Linked DNA regions of Homo sapiens: region 2 is linked to region 1. A link is an interaction called in ENCODE POLR2A ChIA-PET data of the cell type or tissue named here. Cell type or tissue: HepG2. All regions are shown on one strand. Links, peaks and the distances in the headings refer to the core of each region. The heading gives the core; the rest is flanking DNA.

Region 1 (5,371 bases), core at 256-5,255:
CATGGGTTTCTGCTTCCTGGCCAACCAATGGCAGCATTCGCCGCCCAAAGAGTTCCTCCTGGGGAGCAGCAGTGCCCAGGCAGCCATCGCCTTCACCTTCTTCTCCATCCTTGTCTGGGTGAGGACAAGCCCCTCCACCACCCCTCCCTAGGAGGGCACCCTCTGCAGGGTGGGGTTGAAAGGGCTAGAACATTCCTGCTCTCACTTAGCTCCCCTGGGGGTCAGGGGTCGGGGGTTCCCCCAGGACTCCACTGGTCCCTTCCAGGTGCCGCTTCCTCTGAGCAGCCACAGCCCAGCATCAGGGCCTGTGCTTTGGCCTAGGGCTCCTGGGCAGTGAGCAGTCCAAACACCGGTATCTTTTGTCTCCTTCCCAGGCCAGTCCCCAGCCCAGTCCCTCTCCTGACCTGCCCAGCCCAAGTCAGCCTTCAGCACGCGCTTTTCTGCCCACAGATATTCCAGGCCTACCTGGCATTCCAGGACCTCCGAAATGATGCTCCAGTCCCTTACAAGCGCTTCCTGGATGAGGGTGGCATGGTGCTGACCACCCTCCCCTTGCCCTCTGCCAACAGCCCTGTGAACATGCCCACCACTGGCCCCAACAGCCTGAGTTATGCTAGCTCTGCCCTGTCCCCCTGTCTGACCGCTCCAAAGTCCCCCCGGCTTGCTATGATGCCTGACAACTAAATATCCTTATCCAAATCAATAAAGAGAGAATCCTCCCTCCAGAAGGGTTTCTAAAAACAGCCCTCAGTCCTTCTCATGTCTGTTCCACTCTGGTTGCTTGAGTGGCGAGGGTGGGTAAGAATCCCACAAGGTCACCGCTGGGGTCTCTGCACTGGGTCACATTTCCATACCATCTCCTGGAACCATCACTGGGGCACCACCTTGATAGTGACGGATGGGAGGTGGTGAGAGGCGGGAAGCACTTTTTTTTTTTTTTTTTTTTTTTTTTGAGACAGAGTCTCGCTGTGTCGCCCAGGCTGGAGTGCAGTGGTGCAATCTTGGCTCACTGCAACCTCTGCCTTCCAGGTTCAAGCAATTCTTCTGCCTCAGCCTCCCTAGTAGCTGGCATTACAGGTGCGCACCTGTAATGCCCACCACCACGCCTGGCTAATTTTTGTATTTTCAGTACAGACGGGGTTTCACCATGTTGGTCAGGCTGGTGTCGAACTCCTGACCTTGTGATCCTCCCACCTCGGCCTCCCAAAGTGCTGAGATTACAGGCCTGAGCCACCGTGCCCGGCCAGGAAGCACTTTCTTCAGGCCTGTTACACACTAAGTCCTGTCAAGTCACTACTCCTTGAGTCCCCACACTGGCCAGGGGAGGGAGGCACAAGGAGCCTCCTCTTACAGTTGAGGAAACCAAAGTTCAGAGAGAAAATGCTTCCACCCGTGGAGAGAGCACCAAGAGGAAGGGCCAACAAGGGGACCCAGCCCTGTCACTCAAGCCCAAGCCCTTTCACTCCTCATGGTGACCAAAGACTAAAAACCATGGCGTGTGAGGAGTCAGTGAAGGAACGGGGTGCTGAGTCCGCGAATGAGATTCAAGGGAGACCCTTGTCTTCAAATATTTCAAAGAATATCTTTGGGGAGGAGGAGTTTTCATTCCAGGAGAACCCCAGTGGTAAGCGGGGGACTCAGGCACGGGCCACAAACGTTCCTACCTGTAGGAGCCAGGCAGGAAACCCCAGTGGGTGAAGCGCCTATTAAGGGAATAGTGGGAACAGGGCCACATCCAGGAGGGGCAGCCTTCACTCAGCGCACATTCAGTAACGGGGCCTGGAGTTTCTTTTTTTTTTCCGAGATGGCATCTCGTTTTGCAGCCCAGACTGGAGTGCAGTGGTACAATCATAGCTCTCTACAGCCTTGACCTCCTGGCATCAAGCAATCCTCCTGCCTCAAGCCCCAAAGTAGCTGGGACTACAGGTGTGTGCCACCACTCCCAGCTAATTTTTCAATTTTTTTGAAGAGATGGGATCTCACTATGTTGCCCAGGCTGGTCTTGAACTCCTGGGCTCAAGCAGTCCTCCTGCCTTGGCCTCCCAAAGTGCTGGGATTATAGGCATGAGCCACCACGCCTGGCCAGCCTGGGGTTTCTAGAACAGTGCTGTCCACTTGAAATCTGATGTGACACCCAAGGGGAGTTTAAAATAGTCTAGTGGCCACATTAAGAAAAGTAAAACAAGGTGGATGCGGTGGCTCATGCCTATAATCCCAGCACTTTGAGAGGCTGAGGTGGGCAGATCACTTGAGGAGGCCAGAAGTTCAAGACCAGCCTGACCAACATGGTGAAACCCCGTCTCTACTAAAAATACGAAAATTAGCCGGGTATGCCTGTAATCCCAGCCACTTGGGAGTCAGAGGCACGAGAATCACTTGAAACCAGGAAGTGGAGGTTGCGGTGAGCCAAGATTATGCCACTGCACTCCAGAATGAGACTCTGTCTCAAAAAAAAAAAAAAAAGTAAAATGAAACAAGTGAAATTAATTTTAATATTTTATTTATGTCAATATATCCAAAATATCATTTCAACATGTAATCAATATAAAAATTATTAGTGAGGCATTTTCCACTCTTTGGTACTAAGTTTTTGAAACCCATCGTGTATTTACACCAATAGCACGCCTCAGTTTGGACTCGCCAGGTTTCAGGGGCTTGACAGTCACACATAACCACTGGCTACCCTACCAGACAGTGCAGCTACAGAAACTCTGGTTTTTCTACGACAGTTTGGACATCCATTCTGTGGCAGGTTTTAAAATGTGAAATCAGGCCAGGTGCGGTGACTCACACCTAAAATCCCAGCACTTTGGGAGGCCCAACTGGGCGGATCACGAGGTCAGGAGTTCAACACCAGCCTGACCAACATGGTGAAACCCCGTCTCTGCTAAAAATACAAAAATTAGGCCGGGTGCAGTGGCTCACGCCAGTAATCCCAGCACTTTGGGAGGCCAAGGCAGGCAGATCACTTGAGGCCGGCAGTTCGAGACCAGCCTGACCAACATGGAGAAACCCCATCACTACTAAAAAATATAAAATTAGCTGGGCGTGGTGGCGCATGCCTCTAGTCCCAGCTACTTGGGAGGCTGAGGCAGGAGAATCACTTGAATCTGGGAGGCGGAGGTTGCGGTGAGCTGAGATCGTGCCATTGCACTCCAGCCTGGGCAACAAGAGTGAAACTCTGTCTCAGAAAAAAAAAAAAAAAAAACAAAAATACAAAGATTAGCCAGGTGTGGTGGCGTGCGCGTGTAGTCCCAGCTACTCAGGAGGCTGAGGCAGGAGCATCGCTTGAACCCAGGAGGTGGAGGTTGCAGTGATCCGAGGTGGTGCCACTGCACTTCAGCCTGGGTGACAAAGCAAGACTCCATCTCAAAAAAAAAAAGTGAAATCGGTGGGTAACAAATACAAAATAAACGTTGGGCAGTCCAAACGAAACACACCTGCCTGGGGCCATCGTGGCCTGCAGAGCACTAGTTCACAAACCGGACGAAAGGATATGAGATGTGGGGAATCAAATTTGGGTTCCATTAGTCCTTTTTTGGAGGCTTCCTGTGTGGCTGGCCCTGTACCTGGAGGTGTAGAAATAACTATGTGGTCCTGCTGGGTATAGAGAGAAAACAGCAGCAGTGCAGTGAGACAGGAAGTGTTCTGACATGGAAATGAGAGGACTCAGCACTAGACGTCCCTCTGGATAAGCATGGGTGTGTCACTTACTGTCTCTGGGCCCAAGTTGTATTGGCTATAAAACTAAATAATTAGACAGATTTTTTTTTTTTTTAAAGACAGGATCTCTGTTGCCCAGGCTGGAGTGCAGCAGAGTCATCATGGCTCACTGCAGCCTCAACTTCCTGGGCTCAAGCAATCTTCCCACCTCAGCCTCCTGAGTAGCTGGGACTATAGGTAAAGGCCACCATGTCCAGTTAGTTTTTTGTTTTTTATTTATTTTTTTTTTTGAGATGGAGTCTCACTCTGTCACCCAGGCTGGAGTGCAATGGCTCGGTCTCGGCTCACTGCAACCTCTGCCTCCCAGGTTCAAGTGATTCTCCTGCCTCAGCCTCCTGAATAGCTGGGACTACAGGCACATGCCACCACACCCAGCTAATTTTTGTATTGTATAGTAGAGACGGGGTTTCACCTTGTTACCCAGGATGGTCTCGATCTCCTGAACTCGTGATCCGCCAGCCTCGGCCTCCCAAAGTGCTGCGATTACAGGCATAAGCCACCGTGCCTGGCCTTTTTTTTTTTTTTTAAAGAGAGTGTCTCACTCTGTTGCCCAGTCTGGTCTTGAACTCCTGAGCCCAAACAATTCTCTCACCTCCACTTCCCAAAGTGCTGGGATTACAGGCGTGAGCCACTGCACCCAGCTAAAGAATTGAACCGGATTTAGATGGATGCTTTTCAGACTATTCAAAGAGATGCCGGCCGGGTGCGGTGGCTCACGACTATAATCCCAGCACTTTGGGAGGCCAAGGCGGGTGGAACACCTGAAGTCAGGAGTTCAAGACCAGCCTGGCCAACATGGTGAAACCCCATCTCTAAAAAATACAAAAACTAGGCTGGGCACAGTGGCTCACGCCTGTAATCCCAGCACTTTGGGAGGCCAAGGCAGGTGGATCATGAGGGCAGGAGTTCAAGACCAGCCTGGCCAAGATGGTGAAACCCCGTCTCTACTAAAAATACAAAAATTAGCCCGGTGTGGTGGTGGGCGCCTGTAATCCCAGCTACTTGAGAGGCTGAGGCAGAGAATTGCTTGAGCCCAGGAGGCGGAGGTTGCAATGAGCTGAGATTGCGCCACTGTACTCCAGCCTGGACCACGGAGCGAGACTCTGTCAAAAAAAAAAAAAAAGAGAGATGCCTTGGGGCTGGGCACGGTGGCTCACGCCTGAAATCCCAGCACTTTGCGGGGCTGAGGCAGGAGGATCACTTGAAGTCAGGAGTGTTTGAGACCAGCCTGGCCAACATGGTGAAATCCCATCTCTACCAAAAAATACAAAAATTAGGCCGGGCGCGGTGGCTCACACCTGTAATCCCAGCACTTTGGGGGGCTGAGGCAGGTGGATCACCTGAGGTTGGGAGTTCAAGACCAGCCTGGCCAACATAGTAAAACCCCGTCTCTAAAATACAAAAATTAGCTGGGCGTGGTGGCGGGCACCTGTAGTCCCAGCTACTTGGGAGGCTGAGGCAGGAGAATTGCTTGAACCCAGGAGGCGGAGGTTGCAGTGTGGTGAGATTGCACCACTGCACTCCAGCCTGGGCAATAGAGGGAGACTGTCTCAAAAAAAAAAAAAAAATTAGCCAGGTGTGATGGTACACGCCTGTAGTCCCAGCTATTCTGCAGGCTGAGGTAGGAAAATCACTTGAACCAAGGAGG
Region 2 (5,371 bases), core at 193-5,192, 190 kb after region 1:
GCCAGTCACACTCCTGCCAAGAGAGTATCTCTGCGCCACGGCCAAGGGTGAGTCATCCTGCTGAGAGGTTGAGCTGGGGACGCCTGCCCAGATGGGCTCCAAGTGAGGGAGAGCCTGGCGGGGAGAACAGCCCGGACAGAGGCAGGGCAGGGCGCCGGGACACTGCTTGGCGCGTCCTGGGAGTGAAGCGCATTGAACCCAGCTCAGGCTGGTGGTGGGGGAGTCTTGGCAATGCTCTCTCTCCAAAGGCGAGTTGATCACAGACGCTGGCAGTGAGTCAGCGGCACCGCCAGGGCTGCTGAGAAATCCCTCCTGCTGTCCGATCGCATTCCTGGAAGGGTGGGCCGCTCAGGGCCCCCCAGCTCCAGTCCCACTCAGGCCCCAGAATCCCAGCAGCCCACCACTCACTTCTTTGCGCTCACTCTTCCTTCTGGTCCCCACACACCGCTCCCTCTCTCGCTACCTTCAGTCTTTGCTCAGATGTCGAGTTCCCAGAGGGGCCTCCCTGACGCCACCGTTCTAGCAGCATTTAGCATTTAGATAAATGACAAATTTTAGATTAAATGTTAGATAAATTTTAGGCTGGGCGTGGTGGCTCACGCCTGTAATCCCAGCACTTTAGGAGGCTGAGGCAGGCAGATCACAAGGTCAGGAGATCGAGACCATCCTGGGTAACATGGTGAAACCCTGTCTCTACTAAAAATACAAAAAATTAGCAGGGCGTGGTGGCGGGCGCCTGTAGTCCCAGCTACTCAGGAGGCTGAGGCAGCAGAATGGCGTGAATCCAGGAGGCGGAGCTTGCAGTGAGCCAAGATCGCGCCACTGCACTCCAGCCTGGGCGACAGAGAGAGACTCCGTCTCAAAAAAAAAAAAAAAAAAAAACATATATATATATATATATATATATATATATATATATGATAAATTTTAGATAAATTTTTATCTAAAATTGTAACTCACTGGATTCAGTGACATCTATCTGTAATCCCAGCACTTTAGGAGGCTGAGGTGGGAGGATCGCTTGAGCCCAGGAGTTTTCTTTCTTTTTTTTCTTATTTTTTAAAGAGATTGGGTTCTCACTCTGTGTAGCCCAGGCTGGTCTTGAACTCCTGGCCTCAAGCAGTCCTCCCATCTAGGCCTCCCAAAGTGTTGGGATTACAGGCATGAGCCACCATGCCTGGCCTCAAGATTGGTTTTTTGTTCTGAGACACAGACTCACTCTGTCACCCAGGCTGGAGTGCAGTGACATGATCCCAGCTCACCATGACCTCCGCCTCCCAGGTTAAAGTGATTCTCCTGCCTCAGGCTCCTGAGTAGCTGGGATTATAAGCATGCGCCACCACGCCTGGCTAATTTTGTATTTTTAGTAGAGATGGGGTTTCGCCATGTTGCCGAGGCTGGTCTCAAACTCCTGATGTCAAGTGATCCACCTGTCTCGGCTTCCTAAAGTGCTGGGATTAGAGGCATGAGCCACCTCGTCAAGATTGTTAATCACATCTGCAAAGTCCGTTTGGCCATTTGTGGAACACAGTCTCAGATTTCAAGGATTAGGACGACAACATCATTGGAGGCTGTGATTTGGCCAACCACAGTCACAGAGATGGAATTACACAGAGTTTACCTTCCAAGTCTGGCTCTTTCACTCAGTGCAATGCCTGGGAGAGCCTTCCCTGTGGCTGTGGGAACCGCCGGTTTGTTCTTTTTTTTTTTTTTTCTGAGGCGGAGTTTCACTCTTGTTGCCCAGGCTGGAGTGCAATGGCGCGATCTGGGCTCACTGCAACCTCCACCTCCCAGGTTCAAGTGATTCTCCTGCCTCAGCCTCCCAAAAAGCTGGGATTACAGGCGTGCACCACCATACCCAGCTAATTTTTGTATTTTATTAGAGACGGGGTTTCGCCATGTTGGCCAGGCTGGTCTCAAACTCCTGACCTCAGGTGATTTGCCTGCGTCAGCCTCCCAAAGTACTGGGATTACAGGCGTGAGCCACCGAGCCCGGCCAGTTCTTTTTCATCGCTGAGTAGTATCGCATGGCACAGAATACTGCTGTTTATCCACTTACCCATGCAAGGACGTTTGAGCTGTTCCCAGGGTTTGGCAATTATGAGTACAGTGGCTATAAACATGAGTGTAGATGAGGGTCAAGTGTAGATGTTGGTTTGAACATATAGGCTTCCATTTCTCTTGGACAAACACCCAGAAGGGAGAGTGACTCTGGTTTTTGCTGGTTTTTGTTTTCCGTTTTTGTTTTTGTTTTTTTTTTCTGAGACAGAGTCTCACTCTGTTCCCCAGGCTGGAGTGCAGTGGCGCGATCTCGGCTCACTGCAACCTCTGCCTCCCAGGTTCAAGATTCTCCTGCCTGAGCCTCCCGAGTAGCTGGGACTACAGGCGCCCGCCACCACGCCCGGCTAATTTTTTGTATTTTTAGTAGAGACGGGGTTTCACCATGTTAGCCAGGATGGTCTCGATCTCCTGACCTCAGGTGATCCGCCCACCTCAGCCTCCCAAAGTGCTGGGATTATAGGCATGAGCCACCACACCTGGCCTATTATTATTTTTAGAGATGAGGTCTTGCTTTGTCACCCAGGCTGGAGCACGCAGTGGTGAGATCATAGCTCCCTGTAGCCTTGAACTCTGGGCTCAAGTGATCTTCCCACCTCAGCTTCCTGAGCAGCTGTGACTACAGGTACAGGCCACCATGCCTGGCTAATTTATTTATTTATTTATTTATTTATTTTGAGATGGAGTTTCGCTCTGTCCCCAGGCTGGAGTGCAGTGATGTGATCTCAGGACACTGCAACCTCTGCCTCCCGGGTTCAAGCGATTCTCCTGCCTCAGCCTCCCGAGTAGCTGAGATTACAGGCGCCCACCACCGTGCCCAGCTAATTTTTGTATTTTTAGTAGAGATGGGGTTTCACCATGTTGGCCAGGCTGGTCTTGAACTCCTGACCTCAGGTGATCCGCCCACCTCAGCCTCCCAAAGTGCTGGGATTACAGGCTTGAGCCACAGTGCCCAGCCTGCCCAGGCTGGTCTTGAATTCCTGGCTTCAAGCGATCCTCCTGCCTGGGTCCTTCAATAAATATTGACAAGCACCTCCCTGCTGCCAGGCTCTGCTGAGAGTACTTTAGGTACATTGGCAAACAAGACAGAACAATAACAAAAGAAAAAAACACCAGATTTTTTTAAATTCCCAGGCTCATGGAGCTTACATGCAAGCGGAGAAGATGGTCAATAAACCATCAATGTCATATGTCAACTGTAGAGTAGCTCAGGAGTGAGTGACAGGTGTGATGGTAGGCAGAGCAGGGGAAGAGGGTGCAGGGGGTCTAGCTGTAAACAGGATGCTGTAGGGTAGCCCTCATGATAAGGGGTGACATTTGGAACAAAGACTTGAAAAAGGTGAGGACAAGAGGCATGAGGCACCATGCCCGGCTGCACTTGTGTTTAATGAAAACTATGATGGCTGCTGTGTGACCTTAGGGGACTATATTAACCTCTCTGGGCCTCCATTTCTTGGAGCATGAAGTGGTCCTTTCACTACTCACTTCCTGAGGTTCTGGGAGAAGTCTAGGATCATGCATGTTCTTGGCATAGAGTTTCTGTACGGGTGGCTCCCCTCCTGGTGCCAGGCCCTTTCCTGGGATTGGAGGGGGATGGACAGAGGGAATTCAGAGGTTTAAGGAGGCTGTGGCCCCATCTCCTGGGGCAAGGAGGCTATTGGTCTAGAAGGTCTGCATTTAGAGGGTGACATCTGTGCTGGGAGCGGTGGCTCATGCCTGTAATCCCAGCACTTTGGGAGGCCGAGGTGGGCGGATCATGAGGTCAGGAGACCGAGACCATCCTGGCTAACACAGTGAAACCTCGTCTCTACTAAAAATACAAAAATTAGCCAGGCATGGTGGCATGCACCTGTAGTGCTAGCTACTAGGGAGGCTGAGGCAGGAGAATAGCTTGAACCCAGGAAGGCGGAGGTTGCAGTGAGCTGAGATCACACCACTACACTATAGCCTGGGCAACAGAGCAAGACTCCATCTCAAAAAAAATTAAAAAAAAGAGGGTGATATCTGACCTGTGTCGAGGTGGAAGGAGGAGATGGGAAAGGCACTCAGAGAGTGGAAAATGGGCGTGCCTGGAGCTGGTGTCTGCAGCAAGGAGGCCAGAGGAGGAGGCACTGGCCTAGGCTTTGACCTGAGGGCACTGAGGTGCCACAGGAGGGCTGGGAGCAGAGGAGGGGCAGCGGAGAAGACCTGGAGGAGGCTGAGTCGAGGGCCCACAGGGAGAGGAGAAGGCCTGAGGTGGGCAGGAATGCAGGGACAGAGAAGGAACCAGGACCCAGTAGTCCATGGAGGAGGGAGGCAGGAGGGCTGGGAAGTTGGGCCTTTAAGAGTTGCATGTCTGCTGGGCACGGTGGCTCATGCCTGGAATTCCAGCACTTTGGGAGGCTGAGGCAGGCAGATCACCTGAGGTCAGGAGTTTGAGACCAGCCTGGCCAACATGGTGAAACCCTATGTCTACTAAAAATACAAAAATCAGTTGGGCGTGACGACAGGCACCTGTAGTCCCAGCTAATCAGGAGTCTGAGGCAGGAGAATCGCTTGAACTTGGAAGGCGGAGGTTGCAGTGAGCCGAGATCGTGTCACTGTACTCCAGCCTGGTGACAGAGCAGGACTCCATCTCAAAAAAAAAAAAAAAAAAATTTACATGTCCAGGGGGCTTGCAGGCAGAACCATTCACCCTCCAGGAGGCTGAGTCATTCCCGGGGATCACCTGCCTGCTGTGGCCACCCACCCGGAGGAGCTCTGTCTGCTGTCCCTGTCCCTGGCCTCTCGCTGGCTTAATTGTCCCTTTCATTCCTCCACTCAAATCGAGCGATATCAGCACGCCAGGCCCTGGACGTGTTTTGTGGGAACAAACAGGCCTGTTTGTCTACGTCCCAGGCGTAGAGAAGTTCGTCCCGGGGCCAGATTTGTTTTACAAGGTGGACAGCAGGCACAGGGTACCTGTTTTAGGAATGCGAGAATGCAGCCACGTAGGCATGTGGGTGGGGGACAGGGGGGTCCTGGCTCTGCGCTCAGGCCCAGAGAGTGGCAGGGTCGGGGGACATTTCCAGGAGCGGGAACAGCAGCTCCAGGGGCCCAGAGGTAGGACTACTGCTCGGTGCATTTGGAGGTCTTGGCTGGACTGTGGCGTTCATGGGGAAGGAGGGACTGAGTCTACAGGGCTGAGAGGCCACCACAGCTTGGGTTCAAATCCCAGCTCTGTTCAGCTCTTGTGTGGCCACAGTCAAATCGCTTCCCTCCTTGAAGCTCCATGTCCTCTCTGTAGCAATGGAAGCTACAGCGGAGCCCAATTCTACCCCACCCACTGCACGAC

The links. ChIA-PET counts read pairs that join two places held together with the same protein. Peaks named below come from ENCODE experiments on the same cell type or tissue, not always from the same donor. Only the 100,000 strongest peaks of a DNase experiment are listed, where the experiment ranks them.
Region 2: POLR2A ChIA-PET joins it to region 1 with 5 read pairs; 9 of 35 experiments call an interaction of 5 or more read pairs at or near these places.

Annotation. Positions count from the first base shown.
Region 1 is chr19:48,375,635-48,381,005 of GRCh38, forward strand. SYNGR4 (synaptogyrin 4) reads left to right here. Exons shown (of 5, transcript NM_012451.4): 4 at 1-118; 5 at 451-743. The coding sequence ends at 684. Among named protein-coding and RNA genes, the nearest start is that of KDELR1, 13 kb to the right of the region's middle. In HepG2, for the core only: no CTCF peak of the experiment used is centred there; no DNase peak of the experiment used is centred there.
Region 2 is chr19:48,568,481-48,573,851 of GRCh38, forward strand. The region is part of intron 1 of SULT2B1 (sulfotransferase family 2B member 1); the gene reads left to right. Among named protein-coding and RNA genes, the nearest start is that of SULT2B1, 19 kb to the left of the region's middle. In HepG2, for the core only: no CTCF peak of the experiment used is centred there; DNase peaks (open chromatin) are centred at 2,621, 3,101 and 4,856.